Linked DNA regions of Mus musculus: regions 1 and 2 are each linked to region 3. The links are chromatin loops, found by intact Hi-C in ENCODE. Cell type or tissue: gastrocnemius. All regions are shown on one strand.

Region 1 (2,500 bases), 140 kb after region 3:
AGCCTCACCTTCCCTAATCCCTATTAGAAATTTAGCTAATTAATCTATCTTTAGAAATGTAGACCAGTAGTTTGTATGCAATCTTTTTTTTTTTTTTTTTTTTTTTTTTTTTTGGTTTTTCGAGACAGGGTTTCTCTGCGTAGTCTTGGCTGTCCTGGAACTCACTCTGTAGACCAGGCTGGCCTCGAACTCAGAAATCCACCTGCCTCTGCCTCCCAAGTGCTGGGATTAAAGGTGTGTGCCACCATGCCCGGCTTTGTATGCAATCTTATTATGAATATGAAATGACTTGGGTCTAGTAGCATAGGCTTGTAATCCCTGGTGTTTGGAAGGCTGAGGCAGGAGGATTGGTACAGTGAGACCAAGAGTAGACTGACTGGTCAACTGAATAAGACCCTGTTCCCAAACTCTTTTTAAAAAATCTTCAAAAGGGCTTGGGATACGTCTCAGTGGTAAAGTGCTTTTTCCATTGTACACGGGCCATCAGTACAATCTTTAGAACTCAAAAAAAAAAAAAGGGAAATAGAATAAAGGCCAGCCCTGACAATGCTTTAGATCTGCAGTTTCCACACTGTAGAGTCAGCCAGCTACACAGACAGGAAACATTCAAGAAAAAAAATTTTTTTTTTGTCTGGATTGATCATGTGCAGACTTCTGGTCATTGTTCCCCGAGCCAGACAGGGTGGCGACTATTTACACTGCATTCTAAGTGACTTCAAAATGATTAAAGTGTACAGGTAACAGTACTTGTAAGTGGAAACAGAAAGATGCCCAGCTAGAGGCTAGCTTGGACTATAGAGCAAGCCCCTGTCTCCACACTGAAGAGGATATACAGGTGAATACTAGAACTGCTCTATCTTAGTGCACAGATGGGTCTACTTGCTCTGAGCTTTTCAGAGAGCAGTGTGTGAACAAATCTGCACTTTCTCCTTCCTCTGTGCCAGCCCAAGAACTCATTCTTTGCTAGCAGCGTTTTCCACAGCGTGGTAGGTCGGGAGCCTGGGCCTAAGATGTTTTTACGGGTGTATCAGTGGTTTTTTTTGTTTGTTTGTTTGTTTTTGTTGCAGTGAGTAAATACCAGACAAGAGGTCATTTAAAGGGGGAAGGGCTTAGTGTGGCTTAGTGTTTGACAAGAGAGTCAAGGTAGGCAAGGTATGTAGCAGGATCAGGAGGCAGCTGGTCCCGCTGGCTCTTCAGTCAGGAAACTATCTGCTAACCTCAAGCCAACTCACTCCCAGGGATCCATTCTTCTAACAATGATTGACTTCCTAAAGGTTCCAGAACGTTCTGAAATAGTGCCACCAACTGGACTGGGATCAAATGTTCAAGCAAATGAGCTGGCCAGGGGACATTTAACATTCAAAGTGCAACCTAAACCTTTTGTCAAATGAGTCAAGGTTTTAATAAAATGTTATTTCTGAGGTGTGAAGGATTTATATTGTTAGGAAGCTAAGTCTTTCTCTCCTTCTGCTTTGGTGCTGGGGAATGTACAACTTTGGGGAGTCGATTCTCCCCCTCTACCCTGTGACGTCTAGGGATCAACTCAGGTTGTCAGGTTTGGTGCAAGTTTATTTGCCTGCTGAGGCATCTTGCCAACTCCATACATTCTTTTTAAATATTATTTGCTTGATACTGGGGATCAGACTCAGGGCCTTGACAGCATGCTAAGTACCCAGTCTACCACTGGTACACCCTCAGCCAGCCTAAATCCCATTGTATTTTTTTTTTATTAAAATGTCATATTGAAATGATAGGAACAGAGAGTGTAAGTTTTAACTAAAGGAAAAAAAAAAACCAAACAAATAAACCCCCAAGTTGGCTATTACATACTACATACTGCATGCTAATGATTGCTTTCATTTACACTCTCTGACCATGAAACTCAAATGTCTAGGTACGTATCTCTCTAGGCTACTTTTCTTTCAATCAATGATGAAGACCTGAAGTTTTCTCTGCATACAGTTTTGGGATTGTGCTGTTTCAGAACATATTGAAGTGCACTACTTGAAACCACAGTGCTGTTTGGACGCTGTGACCCTGCCACATTGCTAGAGGGATTTCTACTATAGCCTTATTTCTAGATGCATCTTAATGTCATGTCAGCACAGTCAACAGCCCACCCCTCTGCAGAACACGTCTTCAGTGCAAGGTGAGACAGGTAAAGGGGCTTACATGATGGTCTGATCCATTTGGGAAACACTTATAAATGATACATTGCCAGAGTTTTTCATCAGAAAATCCAGAGAAAGAAAACACACAGCCTATCTTGGATGAATTTAAATACAGAGCCACGGTCTCTATTTTGATCTCTTCATCTCTATAGAACTCATGTGTTCCATAGGCCACAGTTTTGGGGAATCCTGGTCTAAAACACAATATCTACTTGGTCCCTGGACACAGTTCATACCTTCCCCCTCAACAGTTTGTTTCCAATGAGGTCTCAGCTTCCCCAAAATGGACTGTAACTCCGGTTTCAGCTGACAACTCCCTAGGCTGATCC
Region 2 (2,500 bases), 200 kb after region 3:
GGTTGGTGGCCCTGTTTTGGCTGGGGCTGCCCGGCAGGCTGATCAAGTATGTTTGGCAAAGGCTTAGGATCCCGTTCAGAGGAAGATGGCTTTGGCTCCAGAGGCTGCAGCTGCTTGTGTAAAGTCTGTTTTGTATCCAGATGGTGTGCAGAAGAGCCCAGTACCTGACCGACTTGGAAATATGGGTGTTTCAGTGCCTGGAAAAGTATGGAAACACCATACAGAAGGTCACCTTACGTTAATGCGTAGCTAATCAGAACGTTTCCAAGTTGAAATTGTGTGCATCCTTAATATAGGGCAAACCGATCACTATTATCAGTGGTCTTCTTGATGGGGAGTTCTGGGTATTGAACCTGTGGCCTCAGTCATGCTAACCTGCATTGACAAGTGCCAAGCATGTAGGATCTCTGTAGGATACCAGGTTGTACAAAGCTGAGGACCTGTGGGCAGAAGACAAACTTCCCAGGAGAAAGTCTGAGAATGAAGTACACATAAAAGAAGCACTCGGCTAAATCCAGTCGTGCACTGTCTCTGGGTTTTGTCTCATCCTTTTTTGAAATAAACTAACTTGTAATATTGCTACAGGCAAGGTGAACAAATGGAGATTTTTTTTTTCTCTAGCCAAATTATAACAACTCCATGTGGGTTCTAGGGCTTGACCTTGGGGGCATCCCCAAGTACCCTAAGCTTGCTGAGCCATCTCACTGGCCCCTTATGCTGCTTCATGGCTACAGTTTCCTCATCATGATATAAAGTCTTTATACATGCTGTTGGTTTTAATGATTTAGTTCTTAAGTAGCTATGCAGAGTCTCTTGTGATTTCTTCCTATGCCAGGACTGTTGCTGTGGTGATTTTAATACCTCTCAGGGTAACTGCTCCCCAATCTCTGCTCTCTGGTTACCTGTTTGTGTTCAAATATGCCTGGATTCATTTTTCTCTTTTGTTTCTTGTAGCTGGTCTTTTTTATGGTTGTTGTTTGTGTGTGTGTGGGTTTTTTTTTTTTTTTTTACTTTATTTGGTTTTGGTTTTTTAAAACAGGGTTTCTCTGGGTAGCCTTGCCTGTCCTGGAATTCACTCTGTAGACCAGGTTGGCCTCAAACTCACAAAGATTGGCCTCCCAAGTGCTAGGACTAAAGGTGTCCACCACTGCTGCCTGGTGTGTAGCTGGTCTTTAGAAAACACATATGCTATTTTATTTTAAATGAGGGGGGTTAAGTTTTACGTGGAATTTATATTAAATGTAAATAATATAACACAATTTATCATCGTTGTTTGTTTGTTAAGCCTCTGGCAAACAGAGGGATAGCATTTTAAAGACTACAAAGTTCCACAATGCTACCCTCTTGTGGGAGTCAGAGGATAAACTCTTACTGAAGTCTGAATTTCCTGATTCTTGTCCCAGGGAACAAGAATCTTAGCCCTCAACCAAAGAAGTCTACTATATGCCACCCAGACCAAGCGCGTGCCAGTCTGGAGGCATTACCCTTAGTGGTTGCGTCTTCTCTGGCTCGTTGAGGGCATATGACACCATTATGCAGTGACTCTGTTTGCAATATGCCTCACTCTTGCTTGTTGCACATAGTGGGTGTCTTGGGCTTAGCACTTACTGATCTTGGAAAACATTGGTTGAGAATTGATGTCTTTGTAGAATTGCAAAACTTTGCAAATGTAAAGGTCGGAGAGATGGCTCAGTGGTTAAGGGCACTGGCTGGTCTTGTTGAAGACCTGGGCTTGGTTTCTGGGCTCTACATGGTGGCTCACAATCACCTATGCTTCCAATTCCAGGGGGATCTGATGCCATCTACTAGCTTGCTGGGTTCCTGTACACGCGTGGCGCACATCCATACTTAGGCACATAAATAATTTGTAAAAAACGCTCACAAATTTAACACGCTGCCCCCGGGGTGAGCCGCCTGACCTGGCTTGCTGTTGGTCGCTTCTTTGGATCCCAGTTCAGCATCTCTGTCATGAGCTGGATGGCCTCGCTACTGGCATTGGGAATGAGAGTTTTTAGGTTGATGGGAATGCACTGGGGAAAGCGGAAGTTCATGGAGGATGCAAGCTGGTATCCTTCCGGCCAGTCACTCTGTTAAAGGACAGATACAGAGAGAAAGCTGGTTTTTGTAATTGATGTAATAACTCAGGAATGACACAGATTCATGTGGGAAAACTTCAATGTTGAGTCAGGAATAAATGTGAAGTACCAGGCACCTTAGAGGAAGGACATGAATCTGAGAGGGGAGAAAAACCAAATAGCATAGCTATAAATTTCTATAAATTTCCTTTTTTTTTTTTTTTTTTTTTGGTTTTTCGAGACAGGGTTTCTCTGTATAGCCGTGGCTGTCCTGGAACTCACTTTGTAGACCAGGCTGGCCTCGAACTCAGAAATCCGCCTGCCTCTGCCTCCCAAGTGCTGGGATTAAAGGCATGGGTCACCACTGCCTGGCCTATGTAAATTTCAAAAAGCAAACTCCTTCTGGCTTTCAGTCTCAGTGGCAC
Region 3 (2,500 bases):
TGTTTGTTTGTTTGTTTGTTTTCTCCCTTCTTCCTTTCTGCAGTGTGGGAGCTGGAATCCAGAGCCTTGACTTGCTAGGCAAGAACACAGCCCCTGAGCTATGTGCCTAGCCAAGGCTTTTGCTGCATCTCCACAGGAAATAGCCTGACTGATGGTCCCTGACCCCGAGGGAACCATCTGTCCATCATTTTCTCTCCTGGATGCTCAGCCCTCCCTGCCAGTACTTGGCAAAGACTCCCCACTGGCAGCCAAACTTGGGATCTGGCTTGCTTTTCTTTCTCCTGTGTTTTCTTTTTCTTTCTTTCTTTCTTTCTTTTTGTTTGTTTGTTAGTTTGTTTATCAAGACAGTGTTTCTCTATATAGGCTTGGTTATTCTAGAACTTGCTCCAGGCTGGCCTTGAACTCATGGAGATCTACCAGCCTATGCCAGTTTCTTCTTTTTCTCCTCTTCTACTTCTTTCCTTTCCTTCTTCTTCTTCTCCTCGTCCTCCTTCTATTTATTTATTCATTCATTTATTTATTTATTCATTCATTCATTCATTCATTCATTCATTTGTTTATTTAATGTATATGAGTACATTATAACTATCTTCAGACACACCAGAAGAGGGCATCAGATCCCACTACAGATGGTTGTGAGCCACCATGACCTCTGGAAGAGCAGTCAGTGCTCTTAACTGTTGAGCCATCTCTCCAGCCCTCTTTCTTCTTCTCCTCTTCTTCCTCCTCCTTTTCCTCCTCCTTCTTTTTCTTCTTCTGGTACGTGTTGCCCTTCTTAGATAATAACTTAGTTAACCACCACTTGCCTTATGAAAGCGCTCAGGCAGCATTTTGGATAGCTTTGCTGGAGGGCAGAGCTGACTACACCAGTCAGGTGGGGGATTGGACACCCCAAAAGGTCACATGGAGACACTTCTTTTAAGTCTTCCAAAGCTTGCTCTCTTCCCACTGCTCACAGTGATTGGGAATAAAATGCTAAGACAATATGTGTTAGGGTCCAGGAGTCTTCCTACAAACCAAACAAACACCCATCACAGTCAGGGATGGGTTATTGAACACACAACCTAAGACTGACCCATCAGAATTCGGGGGCTGGCTGGGCAGTAGTGGAGCACGCCTTTAATCCCAGCACTTGGGAGGCAGAGGCAAGCAGATCTCTGAGTTCGAGGCCAGCCTGATCTACAGAGTGAGTGCCAGGACAGCCAGGGCTATAAAGAGAAACCCTGTCTCAAAAACGCACACACACATACACACACACACACACACACACACACACACACACACACACAAACAAAAAACAAAACAAAAAACAAAAAAAAAAAGAGGAAAGAAGGATTGGGGCTCAGCCATAGAATGTTTGTGTAGCACATGAAAGCCTTGGGCTCTAAATCTGTATTGCAAAGGAACACACTGAGCTATTCTGTATATGGCCACTAGAGGGCAGCACGACATCATGACAAGTTCTGGGTCACATGGGGGTTGGGGGGCGGTCCACCAGGATATTTGAGTTCTATTATTTTTCCAACCAATTAAAAGTATTAAATCATTCTAAGGTTTAAAAGCTGTGTAAAAATATTCATCAATCCAGGCTGGGCCCCCAGCCTTAATTGTTGCCCCTAGTTGTCTTAGTTAGGGTTTCTATTGCTGGGATTGCTGTGAGGTAGTCGGCAGAAAAACTTGCTCAGACCCAGTTCAGCCAATAAAAAGTCTTAGCGGCCTGTGACTACACTGAGTGTTTGGGATCCCAGTGTGGCAGTGAGCTCTCTCGGGGTGAGCTTTTAAGCACAAATACCATATTCTGGGTTCCCATATTTCAATTAACAAGAATAATTAGCCAGAAGTGGAAGTGCAGAAGCTAAAAGACAAAGTTGGTACATTTTGAGATGAGTGGCCATATCCCAGAAGTATATGGACATTGATAGATTAGGCCAATGGTTTTGTTTGGCAGGTAAGGCTGTGTATGCGCTGCGTTTACAGCCTAAATGATACTTCCATCATGGAGTCAGTTGTGCTAAGTCCTGGGCCCTGTTACATGATGACCAAAAAGAACTTGGGTTGGGAAGCGTTTATTTCAGCTTACACCTCTCAGGTCACAGTCTGTCACTGAGGGAAGTTAGAATAGGAACTCAAAGCAGGAACCTAAAGGCTAACTTCCCTCAGTGTTCCTCCCGGCTTCCTCATTCTACTCTGACCACCTATCTACCCAGAGTAGGTGCTCACCCACAGTGAGCTAGGCACCCCTACAGTAGTCATTAACCAAGAAGATGTACCACAGGCCAATCTTGGAGGGGCATTTCCCCCAACTGTAGTTTTCTCTCAAATGAGTCTAGATATGTCAAGACGACAAGCAAAAAGAACTAACCAGGACATCTGATATAGAGTAAGAGAGAGGCTCAGCCTAACTCACCCCTTTGTGTCTCCCATAAGCAAGATGCTAAAAACACAGTGATCAACAGACAGATTCAGTGTTCCGGGAGCTTATTAAAGCAAACACAGAGTT

Evidence for each region. Peaks named below come from ENCODE experiments on the same cell type or tissue, not always from the same donor. Only the 100,000 strongest peaks of a DNase experiment are listed, where the experiment ranks them.
Region 1: a loop joins it to region 3, with 9 times the contacts of the local background. A loop is called at or near these places in 27 of 42 quality-filtered maps.
Region 2: it touches region 3 in a loop (5-fold over the local background); 6 of 42 quality-filtered maps call a loop at or near these places.

What each region holds. Positions count from the first base shown.
Region 1 is chr13:40,978,261-40,980,760 of GRCm38, forward strand. All of the region lies in intron 1 of A730081D07Rik (RIKEN cDNA A730081D07 gene), which reads right to left. Among named protein-coding and RNA genes, the nearest start is that of Pak1ip1, 21 kb to the right of the region's middle. In gastrocnemius, a CTCF peak has its summit at 1,323 (motif pointing left); no DNase peak of the experiment used is centred here; H3K27ac peaks cover 1,228 bases.
Region 2 is chr13:41,046,134-41,048,633 of GRCm38, forward strand. Mak (male germ cell-associated kinase) reads right to left here. Exons shown (of 13, transcript NM_008547.2): 7 at 1,920-2,087; 8 at 1-197. Among named protein-coding and RNA genes, the nearest start is that of Mak, 23 kb to the right of the region's middle. In gastrocnemius, a CTCF peak has its summit at 1,341 (motif pointing left); no DNase peak of the experiment used is centred here.
Region 3 is chr13:40,842,182-40,844,681 of GRCm38, forward strand. No RefSeq gene overlaps it. Among named protein-coding and RNA genes, the nearest start is that of Mir5124a, 22 kb to the right of the region's middle. In gastrocnemius, a CTCF peak has its summit at 1,425 (motif pointing right); DNase peaks (open chromatin) are centred at 191 and 1,438; H3K4me3 peaks cover 392 bases; H3K27ac peaks cover 372 bases.